Linked DNA regions of Homo sapiens: region 1 is linked to region 2. A link is a contact called in ENCODE Hi-C or POLR2A ChIA-PET data. All regions are on one chromosome and are shown on one strand. The core of a region is the stretch at or near the end of the contact, and the rest is flanking DNA. Distances in the headings are between cores, read along the strand shown.

The links. A loop is a pair of places that touch in the nucleus more often than their neighbours do. ChIA-PET counts read pairs that join two places held with the same protein, here RNA polymerase II (POLR2A). Pooled maps may share reads with other maps.
Region 1: a map of ascending aorta shows a loop between it and region 2 (9-fold over the local background). The contact joins two enhancer-like sites. A Hi-C loop is called at or near these places in 4 of 168 maps with a recorded cell type or tissue (aorta, ascending aorta and tibial artery) and 6 of 50 pooled maps. POLR2A ChIA-PET finds 5 or more read pairs at or near these places in 2 of 52 experiments (OCI-LY7 and SK-N-SH).

The regions. Positions count from the first base shown.
Region 1 is chr3:40,997,753-41,003,585 of GRCh38, reverse strand. No RefSeq gene overlaps it. Among named protein-coding and RNA genes, the nearest start is that of CTNNB1, 200 kb to the left of the region's middle. RefSeq lists an enhancer at 4,737-5,694. Within about 2 kb of position 2,990, at least 2 of the 41 ENCODE cell types and tissues checked have a DNase peak (open chromatin) inside an H3K27ac peak, as active enhancers do; they include ascending aorta and tibial artery, where a contact is called at or near this core.
Region 2 is chr3:40,874,183-40,880,545 of GRCh38, reverse strand. All of the region lies in intron 2 of LOC105377043 (a long non-coding RNA gene), which reads right to left. It overlaps LOC124906230 (a long non-coding RNA gene), which reads right to left. Exons shown (of 3, transcript XR_007095887.1): 3 at 4,223-6,053. Among named protein-coding and RNA genes, the nearest start is that of CTNNB1, 320 kb to the left of the region's middle. Within about 2 kb of position 2,770, at least 25 of the 41 ENCODE cell types and tissues checked have a DNase peak (open chromatin) inside an H3K27ac peak, as active enhancers do; they include ascending aorta and tibial artery, where a contact is called at or near this core.

The DNA.
Region 1 (5,833 bases), core at 1,741-4,240, 120 kb before region 2:
CGTAATTGGACACTTTGTACACCATGCACAAAAATCAACTCAAAAGCAAATAGAGACTTAAATGTGAAATCTGAAACTATGAAACTACTAAAATAAAACATAGGAGAAAAGCTTCCCGAAATTGGTCCAGGCAATGAGTTTTTGAATATGACCCCAAAAGCACAGGAAACAAAAGCAAAAATACACAAATGGGATCGTAACCAACTAAAAAGCTTCTGCACAGCAAAGGAAGCAATCAACAGAATGAAAATACAACTTATGGAATGAGAGAAAATATTTGCAAAGCATATATCTAATAAGGGGTTAATATCTAAAATGTATAAGAAATTCAGAATTCAATAGCAAGAAAATAAATAACCCAACTAAAGCATGGGCAGAGCAACTGAATAGACATTTCTCAAAAGAAGACATACAAATTGCCAACAGTTAATTGTCTTTGCAATTGGCTTGTGGCTACCTGAAAATATCTTAATTATTTATTGACTTGTTTGTTTTCTCTCCCTGCCCACTAGAATGTGGGCTCTGGGAGAGTAGGGACCTGTGTGTTTTGTTGACCATAGTGTCCTCGACAGTATAGACAGGGCTTAAGATTTAGTGCTCAACAAATATGGATTAAATTTGTTCACCAAAGTCCTCCAAAAAGGGGGTATTACTCATATCCATAAGGGGTATATGTCAAAAGGAACCCGAAAGTTAAAAATCTGGCTGATTTTGGAGATGAAGGGGCGTTCTTGTCCTCAGTAACTCATTTTGACACAGGTTCTTGTGCAGCGAGAAGCCATGGAAAACAAGGTGCCAAGCTCTTAGCTCATACTATTCAAAACAGAGCATACCCTAATACTAGGGATTTGGAAAAAAACTTGTGCCCACGGGCTGCTCTGAGGTGAACCAGCTGGCAGGCTATGTGCTGTTATGCGCACCTTGAAGATGCTTAGGGTTCTCCCTGTCCCATTCCCAGATGCTGTCCAACACAGCACCTGGGAAGTTAGGAAGAGAATGACAGTCAGCTGACCATGGAATTGGTCCCCAGAGGTTGAGCAAGGAAGTGACCAGTGGCTGGTCCCACCACCTATTCTTGGGGTTGGGCCAGGCTGAGCTGGTGTTGGGTTCAGTTGTGAACCAGAATTTGTTGCAGCAGGAGCTGGGGAGCTCAGCTTTTAATTTGAATCAGTGAGAGGGTTGGACTGATTGATGTCGAGGAAGTAGAGCTTGGAGAGTGGGGCAGACACCCAGGTGTGCCGGTCCTTTCATCTTCACATCAAATGCTACCTGGTGAGTTACAGGGCACAGGCTGGGGGTGTGGGGGCCGAGGGGTAGGCAGCTGCTGCTCAAAAGCAGAGACAGGCCACATGGCTGAAGACAGATCCTGGCTTCCTGTCAGACAGCTGCCTGCAAATAATAACCTGCAATTTCCTGGGAGGGGCAGACAGGTAAGAGTCTCTTAGTAGATGAAAGAGCTACGACTGATAATATAGGTAATGGAATTTTAACAAATTAATTCATTTATTACTTATTCATTCATTTGTTAATTTAACAAGCCTCTGCAGCCTAGCTCCTAAAAGCACAGTCCATGCACCAGCAGCATGAGCATCACCTGGGAGAGCTTGTCAGAAATTCAGGATCTCAGACCCCACCCCAGTCCTGCAGAACTACAGTCTTCATTTAAACAAAACTCCCAGGGATTCCTTAGCCACCCAAAAGTCAGAAGGCCTGATCTACAGGATAACTGCTGCACCCACTACTGGGTAGGGCCCTACAGGGATGCTGGAAGGGTGCATCTGGCAAACATCACTCCCTCACTGGGAGGCACTTTGAGAAGAAGGGCCAGGTGCAACTTCCTGCAGGTGTTACTTTGAGAAGACACATTTCACACCTGGTTCATTTCTATCCAAAGTTCATGTAACATCTGCCTACTTCAACGAGATAGGAACACAAATGACAATAACACATAGCAGTGATGATACAGCAGGGGAGGTATGAGGGCCTTTTCTTAATGGCATTTGAAATGAAGTTGCCAGTGGCCCCAGTCCCTTCTCTTGTGGCCTCTCCCCATCCTGCTAAAATTCCCAGTGTCCTTTCATCAAAGAAAACCTATTCTTTATGGAACGAATCTACCAAGAATCACTTACACCTCTGTGCGAATTCAATCAATGAATATTTGCATTTCTATACTTTTGATACCTGTTCCAGCTGTGCCAGAGTTTACAAACTCATGGGGGAGGAATTTGTGTGCAGAAAAGTTACACTGTTCAGGCAAGCCTTGCCAGCTTAGAATGCAGGTCCTGAAAACAATGCTGTCAACACAGAAATCTAAAAAGCAGTTTACCATTTATAAAATTATTTCCTTAGGCACCAACTTTATAGATGAAAAGACTGAAGTTCAGAGAGGCTGTGACTTGCCCAAAGTCACACAACTAGTAAGTGGTTAAACTGAGATTTCAGCCTCGTCTTCAACTATAATTTTTTTGTTCTTTATACTGTTTAGGCGCTTCTATATCAGGAGAATTCTTGTCTATCCAAGAATACCAAGTCCCTCTTCTCTATTTTTCATTACTTCATGCAAAAAATATTTTGGTCGGCACCTTTTTGTGTTTAGAGTTGAGAAAAGAGGACAAGTAAAGGGGAAATATTTCTCTCTCTTCACCCATCCAATTGCTATTTTCAACCTCAAGAACCTTACAGACCAATAAAGGAGAAAAGACATACTGAGAACACTGTATCATATTCCTATTCCTCTGGTAGGGACTAAACTTGGCTTCAACATCCAATTTTTTGGCCCCATAAAGTCTGACGTCCTCCCAGTGACAAACACTAATTTTCAGAGTTACCCTCTCTTGGGGCTCTTTACTGCCAACTCCTGAATCAAGTATGCTAACAACATCTCATTCTGCGTCAGTGGACACATGGAACTAAGCCACTTTACCACAGTCCAGAAAAAATCCACTTGTGCCAAGCATTTTGTGAATTTAGATAATGTGTTGAAAGCTGAGAGTCACGGAGTGGCAATCGCCTTGTGGGTATGTGGTTGTTCTTCCTTTCCTCCGTCTATCCTGCTCACCCACTCTTCCCGACTCTGGGAAGCCACAATTCTTCCTCCTTGGGGGCAAGTCATTCAGCCATCTCCTAATCCTCAAGTTGTATAACCCAAATGTATCATAGCACTCAGAAGGAAAAAAGGACTTTCCCTCTGCCATGAGAACTTTAGATTGCAGCTGATATTTTATTTTTAAATAAATGATTTTATTAACAGGTAATGTGCACACATTAGAAGCACATCATTTGATAATTTTCCACAAAGTGAACACACCTGTGTAACCATTAGGCAGACCTAGACACAAGGCAAGAGCAGCATCCAGAGCCTCCTGTCTGAGACAGGTGGTAATTTTAATAGAAAATTCTTGCTATTATACACATGAGAGGAACATGGAAAGTGCCATGAGAAGTGAACAATATCTTGCCAGAAAATGGAGGAGACTTTGACCTGGGTAAAGGGAGCAAAGAGGGCTCCAGACTCGAACCCTGCAAGATGGATGGCATTTGGTCCAACAGAGAAGGGCTGGGTGCATGAGTGGGATGTGCCTAGTGGCAGAAATGGCTTGACTGTACAAAAGTGCATGGAGGGTTTCCACTATCAGTGAGGAGCCCAGTCTGGTCTGTGTCTGGAGGTGGGGAAGGGTGGGGTAGAGTGTTGGAGAAGCTAAGGCTGGAACCACGTTGTGAAGGATCTGGAATGGCAGTGTCAGTGTTGTCCAGTGGTTTTTGCACAATTTTAGATATATCTGCTAAGACTCAGTGTTGCAACTGACAAAAAAAAATACCAGGTTTGTTTAAGGAAAAAAAATGCTGTATTGCCTCAGACATTACTTGATCCAGGGTTCAAATGATGACTGAGACTACTTTTCCTTGCCTCCTTTTGTTATTTTAACTGTGTCCTTGGTGTTGCCACCTTTTAATGTGGGTTTCCCCAAAGCAGACCCTGAGGCAAGAATTTGACTGTGATTTGGAAGATGCAGGAGGTACCAGTGAGAGTGTGGGGAAGTGAGACAGGGAAGGGAAGATAGCCAAAAAGCGGTGCAGGATCCAGCCAGCTCTCCCTGTGGGTATCTGGAGCTTAATCCCACAGTGCAGCTCTGGGAAACCTGGTGGATTGCATGCCTCAGTGTTACCCACCTGAGGGGCGAGGCAGCTGGGGCAACAATTCCCATCAGTCGATGGTAGAGGGCCTCCCTGAGGGAGTATTAATTCCCCGGCGCTTCCAGCTGCTGGGCACTCAGGCAGTGCAGCCTTCGGAGAGTTCTGAGAAAGCCCATGGGCAAAGAGATGCAGCTGGAAGCGGCTGGCACCCTGAAGCGGAGAGAACCCGTAACAGCTGCCTGACAGCTTCAGCCTCTTCTTCACTCTTAGTAGGCTCTGCCTTTACACACACACACACACACAAACACACACAAACGGCAGCCCCATGTCTTGGGGATGGAAATAAGAGATTTTCTTTCCCAATAACTGAACAAAAAAACTGATCCTGGCTTTCATTTTATCCAAATTGGGTCACTTAAATGACTCCCTGAGGTCAGCGGGAGGTGATACTTCTAGGAAAGGATCCTCATGCAGTTAACTGACTCGGCAGAGGAGGGAGGAGAATGAGTCCACAGGGCAAAACAAGGAGTCCGGCTGGGGTGTCATGGGAGTGTCCCGTAGACAACTGGTGTGTGGTACTGAAGCCTGAAGCCTGAGGAAGAGCTTGGACTGAAAACATTTAAGTGTGTGTGTGTGTGTGTGTGTGTGTGTGTGTGTGTGTGTGTGTGTGTCTTCATTTGGGTTTCTGCAAGGTAGACCCTGAGACGAGGACTTGGGTGCCGGTTGTTTATTTGGGAGGTGATCCCAGAAAGCAGCCATGAGGGAGTGGGAAAGTGAGTCAGGGCAGGAGGAGAAACCCATTCAAGGGGCATTAATGAGCACAGTGCTCTGCGGGCAAGTGGGCTCCCTCCCGCTGGGGCCCTCTGGGAACCAGGGTAGAACATACCTCAGAATTTCTCACCAAGGTGTAGCAAACTGGAGTTTCCTTCACTATCTCCCATCCCTCATTGTCTGAGAAACTTTCTGAGGCATCTACTCTCCCATCTTTCAGACCTAAGCTGTATGTGGGCCCGGCGTGTGCCTGTGGCCGGAGAACGCCCCCAGGTCGACAGGTACGGAGGCCCAGGACGGAGAGCCTCAGCAGGTGGGCATCCACCGGCTGCAGGAGTCCTCCAGCGTGCAGCGAGGGTATGTGGCTGGGACACCGTCCTCATCTGCTGCTGTATCCTTCCTGTCCTTGGTGGAACCCCCTGGTGGGCGGGGAGGGCAGAATTCCCCCACCCCTCACTCCCGGTGCCCACCCCTTTTCATCTTTGAATTCACCATTCTCTGCTCCCAGGTAGCCCAGAGCCCCTGTCTTCTCTAACATGACTGTCTGTACCTCCACATTGGCCCCGGCTGTGCGTGTTCTAGTTAGTAAATGCAGCTCTTTGATAAACTCCCACATTACAAAGAATCCAGGAATAAAGGCTTGGGGTTGGGGTGTGTGTGTCAAATGTTACTCCAAGAATGTCCCTGGGAATGGAAATAGCAGTTATGTGGGCAGGAAAATGATTATGTGATCTGGCCTGTGTCTTTTGGTTTAATTAAATCAGTGATACTCAAGTGGCCTAGAGGGTGTTTTAGAAGGTTCTGGGGAGCCTTTTTCAAACCAGACACTTCCTCTAATGGGTCCCACTGCAGAGGTGGGGGGGTGGGGACATGGCCTCCTCTCTGCCTCCCTGGTGGAGAATCCCTGTGTGTAATTTGGGAAGTTACT
Region 2 (6,363 bases), core at 1,521-4,020:
CCGCCTCCCAGGTTCAAGCCATTCTCCTGCCTCAGCCTCCCAAGTAGCTGGGACAACAGGTGTGCACCACCATGTTCCGCCAATTTTTTGTATTTTTAGTAGAGATGGGGTTTCACCATGTTGGCCAGGCTTATCTCAAACTGCTGACCTCAGGGGATCCACCTGCCTCGGCCTCCCAAAGTGTTGGGATTACAGGCGTGAGCCACCACGCCTAGCCCAGTATGTACTTTTTAGACATTGCTTTTGCATACCTAATAGACTGTAATATATTGGAAACATAACTTTTGTATACCCTTGGAAACAAAAAATTTTGTGTGGCTGGCTTTATTGCAATATTTGCTTTATTGCAAGGGTGTGGAACTGACCCCACAGCATCTCTGAGGTATGCCTGTATTGAAGGAGTCAGGTTCTCTGTCCCATAGAATTCCTCATATTCTGGTTTTGGCTTCTTTCTTCCTTATAATGTTGGTTAGCGTGTTCCTCTATCTCTTGAATTTCCTGTAAACTGGTAGTTAGATCTAGATGTATGATTAAATCCAGGCTTAATTATTTCTGGAAAGAACACTGCTTAGGGAATGTTGTGTTCTTGCTAATTTGAGGAGACACCTAATACTCACAGCATCTTCTTAGCTCACGTTAAATGCATACTTACTAAATGCATGCTGTTGTTTTTCTTAAATTTAACATACTTTTCTTGAATTACAATCTGGCCCCACTTGTAGCTTCTTACTATTGACTTTATGTTTTATCCCAAAACTGTCATGAACCACAGGGTACTCCAAGCAGCTGACACCTCTTGGAGATCAGCAGGTACAACACAGGAGGTTATTCCTGAAGTTCCATTTATTGTCCCTAATTATCATTATACCCAGTTGTTGATTTTTAACCTCTCAAGTACAGATGAAGTTTTGCCTGGGATAAAATAGTCCATGGTATTGGCCAGGTACTGTGTTCCATGCTAGTCCTCAGACCTCCGAGGAATCAGGCATGTTTTTACAAAGCAAAGCAATCACTTTCACAGGTCTGAGTTACTGATACTGATAAACCATTTGTAAGTTTGCATGTATTATTTAACAGAAACTCCCACGTGCATCTAAGCAAGTTTGCATAAATTGATTAAAGAATAATTCTCAGCTGCAATAATATTAATTATTGTCCTGGAGCCCCCAATGATAGTTTTAGGAATTCAATCTGAAATGCCCTCCATGCTACCAGGACTTTCATTGGTGAAATTTAGGCAGTTGCTTGAGGGCTGTGGCATCTCAAAGCAACTACAGAGAACAAGGTCATTGTGAGATTAGCCCCAGGTTCTGCTTGCCTTCTTTCTTCCTTTCTACCCAGGAGCCAGGGAGGTAATTGTCATTGGCTAGGGAAAGTTAACCCAACTACTCAAATTAAATGGATGCAATTCTCACAATCAAGGGCTTAAAATAGACATGTAGTCTCAATTGTTCTATTGTGGAGACCTGTCTTGAGAAAACATGATCCATTCACAGAGGAGGATGGGATGGCCTCTTCTAGGTCCAATTTTGAATTTCATGAAGATTCCCTTGGGAACCTGGAGCCACTAAGGAAATGGAACTATCAGGTCCTGGAAGTGAATGTTTGCCAGTCACACTGAAGTTAGAACATCTTTGTAGAAAAAATTGGTGTGATTTACTTTACTCATAGAGTCATACTTGATTTGAACCCTGGGCTTTGCTTTGGTTGAACATGCTATTATGGCTGCATAGGCAGGGGTCAACCAAGAGCAAATTTCTGGAGGAGGGCCACATTGCCACAATCAGCTGATTAAAACTCAAGTGGGTTTTCAAAGCCTCGCTCCAGGTCAGGTTATCTTTGCATCTGTTTTTCCACTACCATTAGAGGAATAACAGCAGCCTACTTTGGAGAAAAAAAAAATGATCGGAAAAACATAGTGAGAGCATTTACCAACACAGTATTCATATTTCTCTGAGCCCTGGGGCTCTGGACCACCACAGAGAAAAGTTTTGTTTAACCTTTCCATGATGGGAAAACACTCATCCCTAATGCCAGCTCTCCACCTTCCAGCCGAGTCAAACTGCAGTAGTGGGAAATTGCTAGGGAAGCCGGCTTTGCAACAGTGAACAAATGTCTTTGTGAGAGAAGAAGGCTGCTCTGAGCAGTGGCTAATGGGGCTGCTTAGTGGAATTTTTTTCCCTTTTTAACCAAACTGAGCCTTGCTCCTTTCTGGCAGGCAGACAGGCCCACTCTTCCAAGTACGCAGGAAAGTTCTGTTTTGACAAGCGCACACATTCTTTTTCAGAAAGCCACAGAGGCAAACGCCTTTGTTGCAGACAGACCAACTCCCTTCCAGCCCAGGAGGTGAAAACTCTTTCATGAGCCACATAATGGGAGCAGCAGTTGTGCTTGCTTATACAGTTCCCGAAAAGTACATAACTTCCATTATGTAGCTTCCACATACGGAATGTACTTCCTCTCGCAAACCCAAACGCTAGCAGGGCTGTTTGTCCGGCACTGGGCCTGGCAAGGAGCAGGAGGTTGGCAGGACTCATGAGGCATTTTTCTGTTGGGCTTTGGTTTCCTGGCCAGTTGAACTCAGTCCAATTATTGTCCCAAAGTTCTGCCAGATAAAACAAGGAGAGAGCTTTTCTAGATGCCTGGCCTTGGGACTAGGAGATGGGGGAGGGAAGGTGCAAGCTGAATGGGGGTGGGGTGGGGCACACCCAAGGCCAGGGCTCAGGAGTCCCCTTTCCAAGCAAGGGCTCTGACTCCGCCCTGTAGAATGTGCAGCAGCCTCCAGAGACCTTGCCCTTCGGGTGAATGCCTGGCACTCAGGCCATTCTCCCTCTGGCATGGGGCCTGATCTTAGCATCATTTGTGATGGAAAGTCAAATTTCCTGGAACATAGGGTTAGCTTTTCAGCAGACTAATCCCATTTGCAATATACTATACAGTATTCCGAGCAGAATTGGCCCTATCCAGCAGCAGTTTAGAAGGCTGCTTCCTTGAGATGGTATCAATAACAGTGCAAGATACTGCCCACTTCCAAAGTGTCTCCCTTTACTGCCCTTCCATTGCACTTGAACTTCCTACTGTTGGAACCAGTATTTAAGAGTCACTAAAGCAATGTCTTCAGAAAATTCTATTTAAGTGCATGTATTAAATTCATAATTATGCCCACATTAAGATGCATAAATACATGTGAGCAAATTACAAAATATATGTAGGCTTAACCCCTATGGGTCTAGTGGTTACTCCCCATCCCTCCTTCTTAAGGAATGGTTGCATCTTTTCGACAGAAGAGGCTGAGGATAAATGTCTGCTCTGGAATCTCCTCACATTGCCCTGGTTCCATCTTTATCTTACTTCCTTCAACAGTCCATGAAGGGGCTTTTCCCAAATCAGTATAAACAAACTCACATTGGATTGATCATTTTCTTGTGTCTGAGCTGGGTTGCTAAATACAGAAGTTGTTCAATGTCCAGTATTTAAAATATGGAGACTTTCTGTCTTGATTACAGTTCAGTAACTCTATTTCTGTTGCTCTGTTATTTTGGTACCTAAGTGTGATTGCATAAATCTGTGAAATGTTGGAAATTCAAGTGGAGCTCATTTTTTCTGAGATATAAGTGCACTCTGGTTTTGCTTTTTGAAAAATGTCTTTGAAGTTTCCCTATACAAAGTGCCTGTGTTCAGCCCTGCAGAGGTGGCGGCAGGGCGGAGGGGCTTGAGCCTCCCTGATGACAAGCAGGACAAGGAATATCATCCAGGCTGTCAGTTGCCAACAGGATTCTGATCACTCAAGGCCCTTGCCCCTGTGGTCACTTTAGGTCTTCCACTATTGAATGTCCCTCTGGTTCTAGCAATTTTTCTCTGACCACAAATTGTGGCTTTGCTAATGTTTGATGTTTACTTAATTCCATGAAGTCTAGGTCACACATATTGTCTTGTTGCCTCCCAGTTTTCTCATACCTAACCTGAAGAGTAATGGAGACCCAGGACATGGGATCAGTGCAGGGAGGAAGGCCTGGGATTCTAAGCCACTTCTATTTCTATATAAATGTGTAGAATAGGAAGTTAAAAAAAACTCATTCAGACTGGGTAACGCAGGCAGACATCACTAAAGAAGTAGCACTGAGGCTGAGGCCTGAATGAAGAGAAAGAGGCAGCCCCATGAGGAGCGGGAGAAAGAGCCTACAGGTAAAGGGAAGAGCAAAAGCGAAGGTCCTAACTTAGAAACGAGCTGGAGGCATCATACAACCAAGGCCTGGTCACTGTGTCTGCAGCTGCAAGAAAGGGGGAGAATGGCATGCATGGGACAAAGACGCTCAGAGTAAAGTGTTTGAAACTATTGGGAAAGAATCCAGAAAGCCTTGGAGGGTTTTAAACAGGGAGAATGATGCAATCCAAACTATATATTTAAAATTCCCCTCTGGCAGCCGTACAGGAAGACAAGTAAGGACCACTGCCTAAATCAAGACAAGAGACAATGGTGGGAAAGATGCTGAGAGCCCCAGGCAGATCTCAGAGACATTTTGGAAGTTTAATTGACAGGATTTGGTAATGGGCTGGATATGACCCCAGGATCCCAGGCTCTGCCTGGTCCCAGTCCACTGTCTTTACCTGAACTTTATCACCTCTTAAGGATCCTCCAGGAGCCCATAGAAGCTGAGCCAGGCATTGGCACCCAGCTCGTGAATTAATCCAGACCACTTAGCACTTGTGCACACCTGCTGTTCCTGAGTCTCAGCTTTACTGAGGCCTTGAAACCTCTCTTTCTTCCTCTATTCCCCTGGTTACCATTGTGTTCCTAGAGCTTCCATATGTCAGGCTTCACTCTGACACCTGCTCCAGGGTGATCCACAATGTGGCTCTTGCTATTCACCCTTATGGCTTTATTCTGTGGGTACAATGCATCCCCCACCCTGTCCCAGCACCTACAGGCCTAACTGGCTGGGTCTGCCCCTCACCAACCCCTTTTCCCCAATCATGTGTGGTCCTGAGATGCTGCCCAGCTTTCTAAGAATGCCTCTTTTATTGGGATATTATACTTCTAGCCATTGACTAGGGCTGCTTCTACCTGGCTATGCCTCTTAGATCCATGTCTCACTGGCCTCCTGTTTCTAAGAGTCTACCCTTCTTGAGAACTCTTGCTTGTCTCATGGCCTAGATGAGATCCTATCTGCCTGTTCCTCTTCTATGGCACCACTAACTAGAACCAAAATGAAGCTGCTATGTCCCTTTGGACTGTTGGCTTCTTCTGTCTTGGGTGGCAGACAGAGCTAATGGCAGGGAGGCCACTAGCTGGCCCTGTCTTGGCCAGACCAAAGTTCTTCCTATGTGGTGAGATCCTGGCCTGTCACTTTGCTACACCCACCCAAGTCACAACCATGAGAGCACTATGCAATGAATATGCCTAGGTAAATATGCCTATACAGGCTGATTCTTGTGCATAAACATGTATATATGTAGGTATATGTTTATTAATAGAAGTCTACAATGACACAACTTCTTATAATTATTTTAGTTCATCTAAGGCCATATATGTAAGGATTAAAATTCAGATATGTAGACAGACCCTGATTATTGGGTATGGTCATGAACTGCTCACAAAATGACACCTCCCTGAATAGGTCTCACTCTAATCTTGCTTTTATCTTCCTGCACAGAATTATTCAGGTAGGCCTTCCTTTAAAAAAAAAGAAAATAAGACAAGATCATTGCAGAAAAGCATACCCAACTCCCATAGTTTACCACCTCTTCAAAGCTGATTCTTTCCTTGGTTCATCTTTTTCTTATGATTCATAATTCCTTACTTTTTATATCAGTCACCTATGGTCATAATAGTGCTGCATGAGGTACAATCTCAAAATATAGTGGCTTAGGATAATAAACATCCATTCACTTTACTGTTCTGTGTGTTGGTATTTTAGGCAGAGGTGGCTGAGCAGTCCTGGTCTCAGAATTCTCTCACGTTCCTGGTAATTGACTATTGGTTGATCTTGGCTGAGATGACTCTGGTGACTTGCCGGTTCCCACGTTGTGTGTCCCATCCTCCAGGAGCCAGACTGGGCATGTTGTCATGGTGATGACAGAAGGCAAGAACAGAAACGTAAATGGAAACATGCAAGTACTCTTTCGAGCATTTGTTTGTGTCACATCTACTAACCTCCCATTGGATAAAGCAAGTCACATGGCTTTTAATGAAAGAGTTAAAGCTTTAACAACACCTCTGGAGGCTTCCATAGTCAAGAATTTTGAGGTTTAGTTGAGTAAAATGGCAGAGTCAAAAGAATAAACCATCAGATGGAATGTCTTAGGAAGACTGCAGTAACAAGAAATTTTAAGAGCTTCAAGCCAGGAAGATCTTAGCTTGAA